Linked DNA regions of Homo sapiens: region 2 is linked to region 1. Evidence: chromatin loops called from intact Hi-C (ENCODE). Cell type or tissue: prostate gland. All regions are shown on one strand.

Region 1 (8,000 bases):
CAGAAGTGAGCCACTGTGCCTGGCCTGGATTTTTTTAAATGTAAATAATTTTTATTTTTCCAATGATTATTATAAAAAATGTTTAACAATATATAGAACGTGAAAGCTTCCTTCAAATCTCATCCCAGAGATTCTTCCAGAGGATTATTTGAAAATTTCAAGGAAATGTTTGGTTGGTTCTTTTTGTAATGTGAAGAACTGTCAACCTGATCTATGCTTTATGGGTTCCCTGTTAGCTTTTCATCTAATGATTTTAGCTGAGATTAGTTTTAATCATTGCCTAAATCATTAATTCACTAAAGGTTACAAAATGGTGATGTTTTGCCTTGAACTCCTGGGTCCAAGCGATCCCCTTGCCTCAGCTTCCTCAGTAGCTGGGACTGCAGACATGCACCACCATGCCCAGCTTATTTTTTATTTTTATTTTTATTAGAGACGAGGTCTCACTATGTTGTCCAGACTGGTCTTAAACTTCTGGGCTCAAGTGATCCTCCTGCTTCGGCCTCCCTAAGTGCTGGGATTACAGGCATGAACCACGGCACCTGGCCTTTCTGTTTTTTTAGCTGTAATTTTTCTGTGAATAATTTTCTCTCATCAACTAGCCGTGTTTTCCCTGTTATGCTAAGAACAGAGGGCTTACCCCCTCCTAGGCTCTGGGTTTGTGGATGCTCCCTAACTCCCGTGTCCACTTTAATAGGAACCCATTGAATCAGAGCTCCACTCTGGTCTGCATTGTTTTAGCACCAGCTGGCATTTCCATTCTGTTGTTTTTATGTACTTTCAGTATCCCCCAGGGCAGTATATAGCCACACGGACCTGTCTGGTCTATTCAGATCTTCTCATGAGGTGCGAATTACTGTTTTTAGGGCTCTTACTGCAAAGCTGCATTGGTTTTGAGTGGTTCATTCCTAATGGTCTGTAATTTTTATAATAAGCTCTGTAATTTTTAGTGTGCAGTTTTACGGAACATGACTTTTTTCTTCCCTTGAATAAACCAATGAAAATGACATTTTTAGGAGTGCCAGTTTTAAGAGAAAATGCATTATGAGAACATTAATAATCCCAGCTCAAACTTATGGTTACACTTTTTAAAAAACTTATTTGATGTTTAGATTGCTGTTTTTTTTATGTTGTGAATTTTGGTGGTTCCGAACATTAACAAAAATATCTATTTGCTTTAGACAAATACACGAGGTTTAGAAAAGCAAAACCTGTATTATTACCAACAATTTGATTACTGAAAATAAGATTTCTTTGCAGTTCTTTGTCTGTAGGATATGTCCTGCTAAGGATGCACAGTCATCCTGTATTTTAGAATCACTTGAAATAATTCCTCACTGTACTGAAGCCACCAATTCAATATCTAGTTCAATTCAATTTTTTTTTTCCATTTTGCTTTCAATTGATAGGTTCCCTCCTTTCCCTTAGAGGTAACTGTTACATTGAGTTTGCCTTCTCCTTCCATTGTTTTTGATATATATATATATATATATATATATATTTTTTTTTTTTTTTTTTTTTTTTTTGAGATGGACTTTTGCCTGTTGGCCAAGCATTGGAGTGCAGTGGCGTGATCTCAGCTCACTGCATCCTCTGCCTCCCAGGTTTAAGCAGTTCTCCACCTCAGCCTCCCGAGTAGCTAGGATTACAGGCGTCCACCGCCACGCCCTGCTAATTTTTTTTGTATTTTAGTAGAGACGGGGCTTTGCCATCTCGGCCAGGCTGATCTTGAACTCCTGACCTCGTGATCCATCTGCCTCGGCCTCCCAAAGTGCTGAGATTACAGGCGTGAGCCACTGCGCCTGGCCTGTTGTATATATTTTTAATATAAGAAAATATATATTCATTTTGCCTCTCTTTGTTAGATAAATGTTTTCATACGTGCAAACTATTTTACACTCTGCTTTTTTTTACATAACAGATTCAGAGCATCACTCCACAGCAGTTATAGAAATATTCCTCATTAATTATTACAGCCACATAGTGCCACATTGATAGATATACCTTAGCTTATTCAGCAATCCCTTATTGGTAGTTGTTATTTATGATCTTTGGCTATTACAAATATTAATAGTGCTGTAGTGAATAGCTTAGTGTCTGTGTGTTTTGTATATTTTTGCTAGTGTGTTTTAGGGTTACATTCCTAGAGTAGGATTGCTCGGTCAAAGGGTGAGTGCATGTGTACTTTTGTTGGATGTTGCCAAATATCACTCTGCTTCTTGTTCCCACCAACAATGTATGAGAGTGCCTGTTTCCATATAGCATTATGTTATAATATGTTTTAGGGCTATTTATATTTCTTTTTCTGTGAACTGTCTGTTCCTACCACTTGCCCTTTTTTTTTTTTTTCCTTTTTTGAGACGAAGTCTTACTCTGTCACCAGGCTGGAGTGCAGTGGCACGATCTCAGCTCACTGCAACCTCTGCCTCCCAGGTTCAAGTGACTCTCCTGCCTCAGCCTCCCGAGTAGCTGGGACTACAGGCATGCACCACCATGCCCAGCTAATGTTTGTATTTTTAGTAGAGTCAGGTTTTCACCATGTTGACGAGGGAGGTCTCCATCTCTTGACCTCGTGATCTGCCTGCCTCGGCCTCCCAAAGTACTGGGATTACAGGCATGAGCAGCCACATCTGGCCTTTCTTGCCCATTTTCTAAAGAGTTGTTAGTCTTTGTTTTCTTTAATTTTAGAAGTTGTGTATTAACCCTTTGTGATGTAAGTTGCAGTTTTTTTCCGCTTTATCATTTGTTTTTGTACTTACGTTTTTTTTTCATTTAAAAGTTGCTTTTTTAAAATAGATTATTTCAGTTATTTCTGGATTTTGAATTATACTTAGGAAATGTTCCCTCTTTCTTAGCTTATAGCAGGTTATAGAATTCACACATGTTTTCATGTGCATATATGTGTTCTTCTCTTTTTTTTGAGACCAAGTCTCACTCTGTCACCCAGGCTGGAGTGCAGTGGCACAATCTCAGCTCATTGCAACCTCCGCCTCCCAGGTTCAAGTGATTGTCCTACCTCACCCCCCTGAGTAGCTGGGATTACAGGTGCCTGCCACCATGCCCAGCTAATTTTTGTGTTTTTAGTAGAGACAGGGTCTCACCATGTTGGCCAGGGTGGTCTCAAACTCCTGACCTCAGGTGATCCACCCACTTCGGCCTCCCAAAGTGTTGGGATTACAGGCGTGACCCACCACACCCGGCCTTATTTTTTACATTTAAATCTCTAATCCATTTAGAATTTATTTTGGTATATGATGTGAGGAACAGATCCAATTTTTATCTGGTTCCATGTGATTATACAGTAATTCTTATTAAATCACTCACTAAAAAGCCTTTGCTCACACTGATTTGAGATGCTGTATTTTTTTAATTGTAGTACTGAAATCTGTGCTAGATCACTTTCCTTAACCTTATTGAGAAGTTTTAAGATAAGCAAATTATTATTTTTTTTCCTGAAAGTAAGCAAATTAAAAGTGAGTCTGACTTTATTAAATTATAACATATGTTTTAAGGAGTGCCTGGTGTTTTCCTAATTTCACATCCAAGCACAATTGAATTATTGGAGCAAGGAAACTAAAATTGCAGATTCTTACATTAAGCACTAATAAAGTGTTATTTTCTTACAGTGCCACAAGGTTGCAGTAGTGAGAGAAGATAAATTGGAAGGTAAGTGTTTTAGTGACTTAGCAAGTTTTTCCTCTTATGGCATCAGTGTAGGTGCAATAAAAAATCTGCCTCTAACATCTGCGTATAATATATTTAGCTATTTAACTGAATAGCCCAATATTCATTTTATGAGTAGTTTTTAAAGCATGTTAAAATATGATACTACATCTGCCTGACTTCCCATTTTTAGGGCCAATAGTTGCTGACATTTATAAAGCACTTTTATCACAGAATTTCAAAACTCGTGACACATGCAGAAACTGTTATGAATACCATATGAGCTACCTCATCAACTGTGAAAAGACAGTGGCAGTTTTTTTAGGAAACAAGTTAAAGAATGCTTTTCTGGAAGTCAGAAAGACTTCTAAATAACTTCTAAATTAAATTTGTCTAACTGTTTCAAGACTATCAGTGCTACCGTTGGATTGTTTAAAAACCCAATTCAAAGGAATTTAATAACAGTCAGGGTCCTCATGATCTTGGACCTATATCTCAAGATAAAACCTGTACTGTTGTACTTTGTATATAAAGGCTCCTTGGCCTGCAGGCCCCATTTCACAGATTGGGACTGAGGAGGGTGGAGGGCAGCCACGCCAGGGACACAAAAAATATGTGTATTTTAAAAAGAAAGAGTTCCTGTCCATGGGGGTAGGGTGGGGGTATTTTACCAAATTTAACTCTGAAGTATTCAGAGTGGTGGGTTTGTCCACTTTTTACTTTCTGAATTCCCACAGTGTTAAGCAAAGCAAAATTTCTTTATTCTGTAGATATGTAATGATGATCTACTATGTGCCAAGCTCTATACTAGGCACTGGGGACATGGAACAAGTTAGCTGCAATCCCTTCCTTCGCGGAACCTAACATTTATTCTTGTGGTGTTCTTTTGTGTTTCTCTTCCGTAGACTTATCTAGTTAGTAGTGTTTTTATTACAGAGTTGCTTTCTCTAAACTAAAATTGAAATATATAAATGAATATTCTCAGATAGAAATTACTTAGTACTCTTTAATTATATGCTATAGTGTAAGGCTCTTTTCTGACCAAAAGAAAAAGATCATCGTAGTCATCATCAATCATTAATATTTACTAAGTGTCCACTGGATGAGTGATACCCTCTCAGGTGCTGTCCTTAGAAATGACTCACCACCACCTACCTTGTCATAATGTCCCCATTGCAGACAGAAGAGTTGATGTTTCACTGTATATGTGGCTGTGTGGCCTTTAGAGTTTTTTGGACCACCACAGATTACAAATGCTTTAATGCAGAAGGGTTTCTTGTTAAAGTCCCCACATGCTATGAAGTTTGTGTATTAACTGACTGCTTTTCCTGTTGACTTGTAGCAGTGAAGTCCAAGCTAGCTGTGACTGCCAGCATCCATGTGTACAGCATCCAGAAAGCCATGCTAAAGGACAGTGGGCCTCTGTTCAATACTGACTATGACATCCTTAAAAGCAACTTGCAGAACTGCAGCAAGTAAGCGTCTTAATGTTCCTTGTGGGCTTCTTTACGAATTGATTTTGTAAGATGTTTACACAGTGGCTGCCTCTTAAGAGTGAATGCCAAGTCTAGTAAAACCCCATTTATCTTGCAGTAAGAAACATGCCTGGTTTTATTAGTACATCATAAGGTGAAAAATAGCAGCCACAACCCATATTGAAAACCCCAGTGGACTCTCCATAAATCTATTTCTCATGTATTTATCCTGTCACTGCCACCAGAAATGTTTGTCGTGCCCTCTCTAACTCCCTTACCCAGTCTCTGCTTGTCTAAATCCTACCCATCCTTCAAGAACCAGTTCAAACGTTGTCCTTAAAAAAACAGTTCCTAATTTGATATCCCTCTACTTTTCATCCAAAAGCAACTTTTTCTTGAGCTTCCATAGCCAGGATCAGGTTTTTTTTTAAATCTTTTGTATCCTTAACAGCACAAGGAGGTAACGGACTATAATGCGTGTACATTTTGGAAATTGGTGGTCACAGGCTTGATTTGTGGCTTTGCTGCTTAGTAGCCCAGTGGCATTGGACAAATTACTTAAACTCTTTGAGCTTTGGTTTCTTTGCCTTTAAATTCAATGTAATAATGTCTCCTTTGTGGGGTTGTATTGATAATTCAGATCAGTTCCCCAGACATACATTGAGCACCTACTACTTTGACAGGTACTGAGCAAAATCATTTGAATTCATTCAGCAAATAACTCATGAGTACCTATGACATACCATACAGTATAGAGTGAATGTGCCCGCGTACCTTTTCATGTAACTGATGGGAGACAGGCAGTTATGGTACAGTGTAAGAGTACTGTAATAGGAGGAATATTGGGGGAAGATGTTGGCAGGGGCACTTATCTCCCACTTTTGGATGGATAGAGTGAGGGGACAAGACTGTTATGACTTATGACACAGAAGGTTATGATATCTCAGTTGAGGCCTGAAGGCCCAGTAGAAATAGCCAGGCAAAGGAAAAATGAGAGACTAAGGACAGAGCTAAGAGAGAAAACATGCTTGTGCAGAACCATGATCGTTTTCTATGGGTGCAACTTAGAGTGAAAGGTAGGAAATAATTAGATAGAAGACTAAAGAGGCCAAGCAGGAATTACATTATGCTTTGACTACTAGGATAAAAATTTAGACTCTATTCTGAGAGCGCTGGGGAGCCACTGAAAATATTTAAGCAGATGGAGTGAAATTATCAAAATTGCATTTTAGAAAGATTGCTCTGGTTGCAGTATTGAAGATAAATCAGAAGAGAATAATCTGGAGGCAAGGCCATCAGGGAGGAGAAATGTGGCAGTAATCCAGGTGGATATGACAGTTTTCTAATGTGAAGTTGTGCTGTTGGGGATGGAGAAGTATGAAGGTTAATGAGTCATGACCATCAAAAAACCTCAGTTTGGCCGGGCACAGTGGCTCACGCCTGTAATCCCAGCACTTTGGGAGGCCGAGGCAGGTGGATCACGAGGTCAGGAGATTGAGACCATCCTGGCTAACACGGTGAAACCCCGTCTCTACTAAAAATACAAAAAATTAGCTGGGCACGGTGGCAGGCACCTATAGTCCCAGCTGCTCAGGAGGCTGAAGCAGGAGAATGGCGTGAACACGGAAGGCAGAGCTTGCAGCGAGCAGAGATCGCTCCACTGCACTCCAGCCTGGGCGACAGAGCAAGACTCCAGCTCAAAAAAAAAAAACCTCGATGTATGGTAGTGGTTGGGGACAAGGTGTGTGGGGGTAGGGGATGGTGGAAGACAGCCTTTCTTGGTATTGAAAGGTTGATACCCATGCTTCTGGCTTGGGCAGCTGGGTACTAAGAAGGGGAATATAACAGGAGGAGCAGGCTTTAGGAGAGATAGAAAAATGACAAATTGGGTTTTAGAGATGTTGAGTTTGAGAAGCTTGTGAGAAATCCAAGTGAGGATGTCCATCGCAAAAGATAGGTGAATCTAGAGCTAAGGAGAGAAATCTGGGGTAAAGATAGAGATTTTGAAATCAGAATAGTAAATGGGCCATAGCAGTAGATAGAGTTATCAGAGAGAATGTATAGAATGAAAGAAGGGCAGAAAGTAAAACTCTAGGCCAAAGTACTAGTTGTCTGACCTTGGGCAAATTATTTAACCTCTCAGTGCCTCCCTGTTCTTGTCAGTAAAGCTGACAGTAGTACCAGCCAGATAGGGTTGTAGAGGATTAAATGGACTATTATATGTTAAGCACTTAGAATAGCACTTGGCACATAGTAAGCACTATTTAATGATAGCTGCTTTTCAAGGGAAGAATAGAAAAAGAGGGGCCCAAGGGGAGCCACCAGAGATAAGAGTATATGGGGTTTCAGCCCCTAAGGAAAGAGGTTCAAGTAGGAGGAACCAGTCAACAATGTCAAACAATGCTGAGAAGCCAAGTAAGTTAGGAAGTGAAAATTGTCCATGACATTTAGTGATAGCCTTGGTAAGAGCATTTTCAGTGGAGTGACCAGATTCTGGTGAGCTAAGTAAATGGGGACAGAGGAAGTGAGACAGCAAATATGGACAGCTCTTTCCAGGAGATTAGACTGCAAAGCAGAAAAGAGGGTGGTAGCTAAGGAGGGATTGAGACGGGAAGGATATATACATTTCTTAAGTTGAGAATGACTTGAACTTGGGTTGTTAGAAAGGTGCTGTAGGAAGAAAAGGTTGAAAATCCTGGGGAGGTGGTATGACTGATAAAGATGGGTCCTCAAGGAGAGAAAGATATAGAATTGCCATAGTTTCTATAAGTTCCATGAGAATAGGGATCGTGTCTAAATTGTTAACTATATACCCAAAATAGTGCCTGGCACACTAATAAGTAGTTACTGAGTGAATTAATG
Region 2 (8,000 bases), 72 kb after region 1:
CAGGTCTGCTGCTCTTTCCTTCACACTTGTTGGGTCTCCCACTTAAACCCCAAAGAGAAAGGATCTGTTTGCTAGACCAGTATTTTGGATGCAAGGGGCACAGACTCTCTCAGGGCACCTTGGGAGTAGTTCTGGGGGACCTGTGTGGCCTGGAACTGGGGAAGGCTCAGACACCAAGGCAGCCCTCTGTGTGCTTTGTCCCCTCCACTCCCATTGGCCCAGTGCTCTGAGCCGGCCCCAGGCCAGATCCCTGGAGGGAGCACAGTGAGTTCATCACCTCACTGGCAGACTCTTCCCAGGGGCCTCCTCAGGCTCTGGGGGCCTGTGAGCTGGGACTCTCCCCACCTCTGGCTGGTCAGTGGCCTGCGCTGGGCAAAGACCTGCCCACACTGCTTCCGTGAAAGGGAATGGGGAGCCGTTTCATGAGAACAAAATATTAGGGAAGGCATGACTGCCAACATGGTTTGTGCCCTCAGGTTAGGTTTTGACTCTACTTACCCTCAGTGTTCCAGAGCCGGGCTGCCTCACAGAGCACACGCCTCTCTTAGGTCCAGCCCAGAGATGTGGCCTTTGCTCAGGTGTGGCTAGGGTGGAAGGGTCATCTCAAAATGACAATCATATGTTCAGAGTGGCCATTTTCATCCGATGGGGCTGTGCACGGAGGGGGCCTTCTAAGGCATGGAGAGCTCTCTGTGGCAGATGGATCTCCAGAGTCTGTGAGCAGAGTGGAACAGCTGGCTACTCCCTGGGCCCAGGGTCAGGGCCCTGTCAGCCCACAAGGTGTGTGATGGATGTGGAGACTTAGGCAAGCATTGCATCATGGTGTTCTGGAAAGTTCTGGGCAGCAAGCAGGGAGGTGTAGATGCGGGGATGTGCCCCTGGGGGCATGGGGGAATAGTTGGAGTGGATGTGCAGGCTCCACCTTGAATGAACCCACTGCAGAGAAGAATTCACCGTGATGCCAGAAAAAGAGGAGAAAGGAACACAGGTCCTCACCGAGGGTGAGCCTGGGGTGTCTACAGAAAGAACTCAGATGGGCACTTCCCAGGGGTTGTTGTGAGGGACCAGCACGGACAGGTGCCCTTGAGGGAGGTCAGGTGGCTTCACATCTACTGACCACTATGCCCCTCCCCTCCAGAGACCCTGATGGAGCCTGTGTGAGGGCGGGGAGGAAGACGACCGCTCTTGCTTTATTTTCCCACTCCAGGAGTGGGCATTTGTGTGTGGTCTGATGAATTCATGAGGAGGGCTAGGGAGGACTACTAGAAGCTACCCAATAGGGAGCAGCAGGGCTTCCCCATGAGCTCTGCGAGGGCAGGGTCTACCTATGTAATGTGTCCGGGTACGCCACCGAACCCAACCAAAAGCAAGGCACTGCAGCGGAATTGCGCGTTTCCGGTCCCAGGGCCTCCAGCGCCCTCTCAGCTCTCCTCCATGGTGGCATCCGGGACAGGAGACATTCCAGGAGCACATGACTAGCCTCCTACAGGCCTGTCCCCACTGACTCGGAGGCAACCCGGGGCCTCCTGAGGCAACATGGGGAGGCTCCGGCCCCAACTTTGCTGATGACAAAGTTCCGTGAGCCTCGGGTTCCTCAGCTGTAAGCTGGGAAACTGTGTTCCATTCTGTGAATTTATGTGAATGCACAGGAGAGCTCTGTGCACACAAGTGGGTGTTGCCATTAGCCTGGAAAGCAGGGGCCTGCCTGTCCAGTTCAGCTTTGTGAACCCAGTGTGTGGCACACAGTAGGTGCTCAGTAAAGCTTTTCTCAATAAACTGACAATGAAAAAGGAGCATTCTGAGAAACATTAATTATGGTCATTCCATCAGCCCGCAGACAGGGAGGCCCAGAGGCCTGGTGGAAATGGCATGAGGCCAGCAGACCCGTGTGGAGGGACCTGGGGCAAGGCTCAACAACTTGGGCCTTAGTTTTCTCATGTGTCCAATAAAAGGGTTGGACAAGGTGAGCTTTTGGGTTCCTTCCTGGCTCTGAGGTCCTGAGGATTTGCTGTGGGGGTGACCATATGCCCACCCCCATCTGGGTCTATAATGATCATGGAACCACGCTCCTGGCCCTGCCCTCCTCCCCGCAGGCTTTCCTTCTTCGTCTTGGCACTTTCATTTGCAGGAGTTTAAATGCTGCTTTGGTCTTCTTTCATACATTTGTGTCCTTCCCCCAACCCATTTTGAGAGTTCCCTGTGGGCAGTGCTGTCTCCTCAATCCACCTTATCGCCAAGACTGTCTTCCTCCTGACATCGCACATCCTCCCTCTCCCCCTCATCAGTTTGGGACAAGCCCCATCTTCACGAGGGTCTCTCCCCTGGATCCCACCTAAGGCTGTGGCTGCCCCGTCCCCTGGGGGAAGAGGGCAGAGTGACATGTCTGCTGACAGACTGATGGCCCATGCTCCAAGGGGAGCAGGCCAGCAGCCGCAAAGGTGCAGTCTGTGCCAGGTGGGCCTTGCCAGCCAGAGCTATTTTTAGAAGCCATGTTTGCAGAGTTTGTGTTAATAGTGTCTCTGTCCAAGCTCTGGCTCCCAGGTCTTAGGGAGGGGGAGAGCCTTAGAGAAATCCTCCCTCCCGCCTTGTTCTCCTCCTCACAGGTGGCTGGGATCAGTGGGGGACTCCTATCCAGGTCGAAGCCCTCCCAGCCAGCCATCTGCAGACACAGGGCAAATAGGGGCTGGGGGGCTAGCTCGAGGGAGGAAGAGAGGCACAGAGCTGAGGCTACCAGAGAACCAGTCTCAGAAGGGAGGCAGGACCCCCAGCCACAGGACACTCCATCGGTGCCATGTCACTGGATGGACACTGTCAGCCGCCTTATCAGTCACCTCCTTAGGCAGTGAGCCTGGGCCCCCATCGGGCTTCTGTATTTCTCTGACCATGCCCACTCTCATCCCAAGACCTCCAGCCAGGCCTTGACTGAGCTCTGATCTGGAGGCACCAGAGGAAATACTCCCCAGTGCACCTTCCTGGGCCTGTTTATGAAGGGAGGGACCTGGTAGCTGAGAGGGGGGCAAGCTGATACAGTCTCGTCCTCAGGGCTCTGAGTCAGACAGAAAGGGCCAATGCCTTGAGTGCACCATTACCACTGTGATGGGTATGAAGAAGTGATGGGTGCTGGGAGGGTATAACTTGCTCTGAGCTGAGAACTGAAGGATGAGTGGGAATCTCAGTGAAAAGTGAGTGAAAGACAGAACCACAGGGTGGGTGCAAGTGCAAAGGCCACTAAGATTTGGTGATTCAATGACTATAGAAGCCAGGAGATTCTTCCAAACATGGGGGCTCCCAAGGAAGAAGCTCCTATCTTTTCTTGGTTCCCACCCATCCACAGAGACCTACTCCTCTGCCAGCACTGGCAATACTCGGACCCCACCCCCAATGCCCAGTGCAGCCCAGAAAAGGCTTTCCTTTCAGGGCAGTGCCACTCCCGCACACTGAGGGACCCTAATGGCCCAAGCTGGAAGGAAGCTCAGAGGGCCCCCACTGGTTCAGTCTAAGGCTCCGCTTCAGTACCCCGGCGATGGGAGTTCACTCTCAAAGCGCAGCTTGATAGGCAGTGAGCGGGCTCTGAGCAGGAACATTCTCCCCGATACACCCACCTCCTGTGACCCAGCTGCCCCGAACCCTGCTCTCCCTCTGCTGGACTTTAGGCCTTGCTCTTTCCTTTAAACCCGTGAGACCTTGGGCAAGGTGTTCAACCTCCCTGGGCCTCATCTGTAAAATGGGGATATTAATAGAGCCGGGAGGATGACATAAAACCAAGTGGGAGAAGCCTCGGTCCAGGCCCTGGAATACAGTAAGCGCCCAATAAGCGTTCATTCCTAGTGACACCGCTATCATCCTGTGAGAGAAAGGGAAGCTGAGGCCCTAGTGGGCAGGGCTTTGCCCAGGGTGGCCCTGGGTAGCGAGCGCGGCCGGGCGGGCGCCGTGGCCTCAGGGGCCCTCCCCGGGCTGGGCACCCCCACGCCGCCCGGGCACTGCTCGCGGCCGCGCTTTACAAGCGAAAACAAACACGGCCACAAGCAGCCCCTGTGCGACGCGGCCCCGCGCCCGCCAGCGCCGCCGCCGCCCGGTCAAAGCCGGCTTTGTGCCCGTCCCGCCGCCCCCGCGGCCCAGGCGATTTTAATTAGCGTCTGGGTCTGCGCCGGGAGATGGGAATCAAAGCCCCCGTTCTTCCAGCGCCCCCACCGCGGCCCCCACCGCGGCCCCCGCCTCTCGGATCCCCGCGGCTCCGCGCACCCCTGCTGGCAACCGCGGGAAGTGGAGCCCTCCAGGGGCAGCTGTTTGGAGTTCGAATCTCGCCTTTTACAGCAGAGGAACCTGGGGCAAGTTACTGACGCTCTGAGCCTCCGTTTCCCCATTATTAATAGCGCTAGCCGGAGCCAGCCCTTAGAGTATTGCTGGGAGGTTTACATAAGAAACAAAAGGTCAGCAGGTATTCTAGTCCTGGGGCAAGGGACAGAAAGCCTTTCTGGGGGCAGGGGGCTGCGTCTTAGGTGAGGTTGAGGAGGGGTCCCCCGGTACACAGGAAAAGGCAGCCCAGGCAGAGGCAACGGGGGAGTAAAACTCAGGTGCGTTGCCTTCTCTGGAGCTGGACCCGGGAACCCGGGCAGGGGAGGCCGACTTCCACCTGTGTGACGGGGAGCCACGGGAGGGGTTTGAGCTGGGCCGTGAGAAAGCCAGCTTTGCTTTTTGGAAAGTTCACTTGGGCTGCTGTGTAAAGGAGGGGTTGAAGGGCTGAGGCTGGAGGCAGTGACTTGATGAGGCCTGAGTTGGGCTGAGGCACCCCCAGAGGAAGGGGCAGGAGGAGGCCCTCACAGGTAAGGCTGCATCATGGGCAGCGTTCTCCCACTGAGGTTGGGATCCTTACACCCTTGAGGGTTTCTTGAAGGATACTCTGGCCCTGAGTCACCAGGGTGCTTGTTTAAAAAGGCCAGTTGATGGCCCCACCTCACATCTGCTGAATCGGAACCCTTGGGCTTGGGGCCTTGGAATCCACAGCCTCATGCTGATTCTGTTACATGAATGAGGATGAATGAGCCATAAACTAGGAAAAGTATAATCGCTGGTCCCCATACTCCCAGCACCAGGACTGAAGTGAGACATTTGTTCCCATCACTGGGCCTTGTTACCCTCACAGGCCCGCATGTCTCCCAATGGGCCTCAGTTTCCTCACTCATAAAATGGTCATGACCTCACATCAACCCTTCCTCCTAGGGATATGGGAAAATCACAGGTGCCCTTGAGTGGGAAATGCCATCAGAGGCAGGAAGACCCCTAAACAGTCCTGTCTTCCACACACTGCATTCACCCTCTTAAAGGCATTTTTGTGCATGACTGCTGCTGCTCAGCACCCTTTGAGAGCTCCCTGTGGGCAGAGGAGTGGGGTCACTGGAGTGTGGCTCCCCACTGTCTTCAGAATAAAGCTCTGACCCCTCAGCCTCGTGTTCCAAATTGGGACCTGGCTACATCTCCAGTCTCCTTTCTCAGTGCCCCCAAAACTACCCTCCACCCCTGTTCAATCCCAAACACCTGTGCTTTCCTGCAGCTTTGACTTTGCTTAACCTGTCCCCTCCTTGGAAATATACTTTCTCCCCTCCCTCTCCCCCATTTTCAAATAGCTATATGTTGTTATTTCTCTATGACTGTGCCCCACCCTGCCCCAGTAGGGGTGCTCTTTGTCTCCTGTGAACTCCTTCCGTACTCTCTAGTCCTCTGCTAAAGCACTGACTGCCTTCTACACTGGTTAAGATCTTGGGTTTTTGATGTGAAGACAATCTGGCTGTGACATCTGTCACCTCAATGATCACAGGGTTGATTTGGCCGGTCTGGCTGGCTAGGCGGGTGTCCCCTTCCTCCCTCACCACTCCAGTGCATCCCTCCTGAAGCTGCATGCTTGGTCAAAGAGGATGACCTTCCTGATACAGGAGGACCATCCCTCTGTCAAGGGTATATGAGGAGCTATGCTCCCCTACTAGAACCTCCAAACAAGCTCTAAAGATCTTGGGTCTTGGAGATTTATAAATCTAGTTTGTGGCCCTGACTCCAGTACTGTGTGACCTTGAAAAAGTTCCTTAACCTCTCTGAGCTTCCATTTCCTCCTTGTATTTTCAAGGAAATTTGGGGACATAAGGAAGGGAAAGTATTTGGAGCAGTGTCTGGGCAGTGCAGAGTAACAGATAAGAGTGCAGGCTCCTTCTTGAAAGGGGAAATGGGTGAAAAAAAAAAAAAGGAGTGCAGGCTCTGAACTACAGTGCATGGGTTTGAAACCACACTCCGCGTTCACTCACTGGCAGTATGATCTTGGGTAGCATTACTAAACTCTTCTTTGCCTCAGTTTCCTCAACTGTACAATTTGGATAATAATAGTGTGGCAGACAGACCCTAGTATGGCACCCATAATGTTCACACCCTGTATTATCCCCAGTTTTTGAGTGTGAACAAGACCTGTGATTTGCTTCTGACCGCTGGAACACGGCAAAGGTGAAGAGATTTTGCAGATGTAATTAGGGTTCCAAATTATTACATTCTGAGTTACTCAAAAGGGAGATTATGCTGAGTGGGCCTGATTTAGTCAGGGAAAATTCCTTAAAAGAGGAACTGTACCCTCCCTGGAGTCAGAGACTCTGAGTTCTGATTTTGAAGAAGTAAGCTGTTGTGCTACAAGAAGGCCTAGGAGAAGGCCACGTGGCAAGACTGTGGGTCACCTCTAGGAACTGAAAGTGGACCCTGGCTGACAGCCAGCAAGAATACCAGGGCTTCAATCCTGCAACTGCAAGGAGGTGAATTTTTCCAGCTTAAGGGAACTTGGGAGTGGATCTTTCCCCAGTCAAGCTTCTGATGAGACTGCAGCTCTAACTGATGCCTGGATTGTAGGCTGGTGAGACCCTGAAGCAGAGAACTGTCTGTTCCCAGGCTTCTGACCTACAGAAGCTGTGAGACAATAAATATGCTAAATTTGTGGTAATTTGTTACTCAGCATACAAAATTAATACAGTGTCCACCTTATAGGGTTCTAATGAAGATTAAATGGGGTCACGGAGGTAATCAAAGCCTTGGCCTAGTGCCTGGCTCATGGGAGATGCTCAGTAATTGGTAGTAATTAGCTGCCAATGCTATTATGTTTAGGATGTAGCACTTTACAAAGTTATGTTTTTAATCATCAGCTTATTAGCACGTTTGAACAAATGATAGGTTTTGCAGGCAGGAAACCTACATCTGAAACATAGCAAAATTGCTATTAGACCTTTACCTTGCTGGGCCTGTGTCTGTTAGAATGCATTAGGCTGCAAGTACAGAACACCTGACTAACAGTGGCTGTCTTAGGTTGGGATTCTTAGAAACAGAAGTTGAGATGAGAAGATGAGTTGAAAGTGATGTCTTAGGAAGTGTTTCCAAGACAAACCAGTAGTAGGGGTGTGGAGAAGTGGGAAGGGAAGAAGGCAAGGCAAGGGTGTGATTCAGGCCAAGTCCCGCAGAGGGGAGCTTGACTCAGACTTGCAGAGGAGCTCCGGAGATCGTGCAATCACTCCTCAGAGTCATCCACATCAGCACAAGGGAGCTGGAGGATTGGCACCTCCATACTCATCTGTCTGAGCTAAGGGCCACCTGGGGTGGAGCGGAGGTGGACATTGTCAGGCTCTTCTGGTTTTCCATGCTCACTGGCAAAGTGGGCTCAGGCAGCCTAAGGTCAGTGTTCTGACAAAGAGAAGCAGGTGCTGGCTGTTGGGAATGAAAGCTCACTGGAGCTGGTATGTATGACAATGGTAAAGGGATAACAGGCATTGTGATTGGGTCAATGGCAGTGCCGCTACAGTGGCATAAACTGCAAGGACATCTGTTATTTTCTTAACAAGAAATGTGGAGGTATGTGGTCTCCAGACTGCTTCAGTGTAGGTCATCAAGGTCATTGAGGACTCAGCTCAGGACAGCCTTCCTCAGCATCCTGGCTTTTATCATTCTCAGCCTCATGGCCACAAGATGGCTGCTGCAGCACC

The links. Hi-C counts contacts between places; a loop is a spot of excess contacts. Peaks named below come from ENCODE experiments on the same cell type or tissue, not always from the same donor. Only the 100,000 strongest peaks of a DNase experiment are listed, where the experiment ranks them.
Region 2: it touches region 1 in a loop (3-fold over the local background); 4 of 110 quality-filtered maps call a loop at or near these places.

The regions. Positions count from the first base shown.
Region 1 is chr11:74,607,873-74,615,872 of GRCh38, forward strand. POLD3 (DNA polymerase delta 3, accessory subunit) reads left to right here. Exons shown (of 12, transcript NM_006591.3): 4 at 3,627-3,666; 5 at 5,006-5,138. Among named protein-coding and RNA genes, the nearest start is that of POLD3, 19 kb to the left of the region's middle. In prostate gland, a CTCF peak has its summit at 3,661; a DNase peak (open chromatin) is centred at 5,209; H3K27ac peaks cover 955 bases.
Region 2 is chr11:74,679,458-74,687,457 of GRCh38, forward strand. It overlaps the pseudogene RN7SKP297. Among named protein-coding and RNA genes, the nearest start is that of MIR4696, 37 kb to the right of the region's middle. In prostate gland, a CTCF peak has its summit at 4,249; DNase peaks (open chromatin) are centred at 1,593, 2,464 and 4,054; H3K4me3 peaks cover 682 bases; H3K27ac peaks cover 2,613 bases.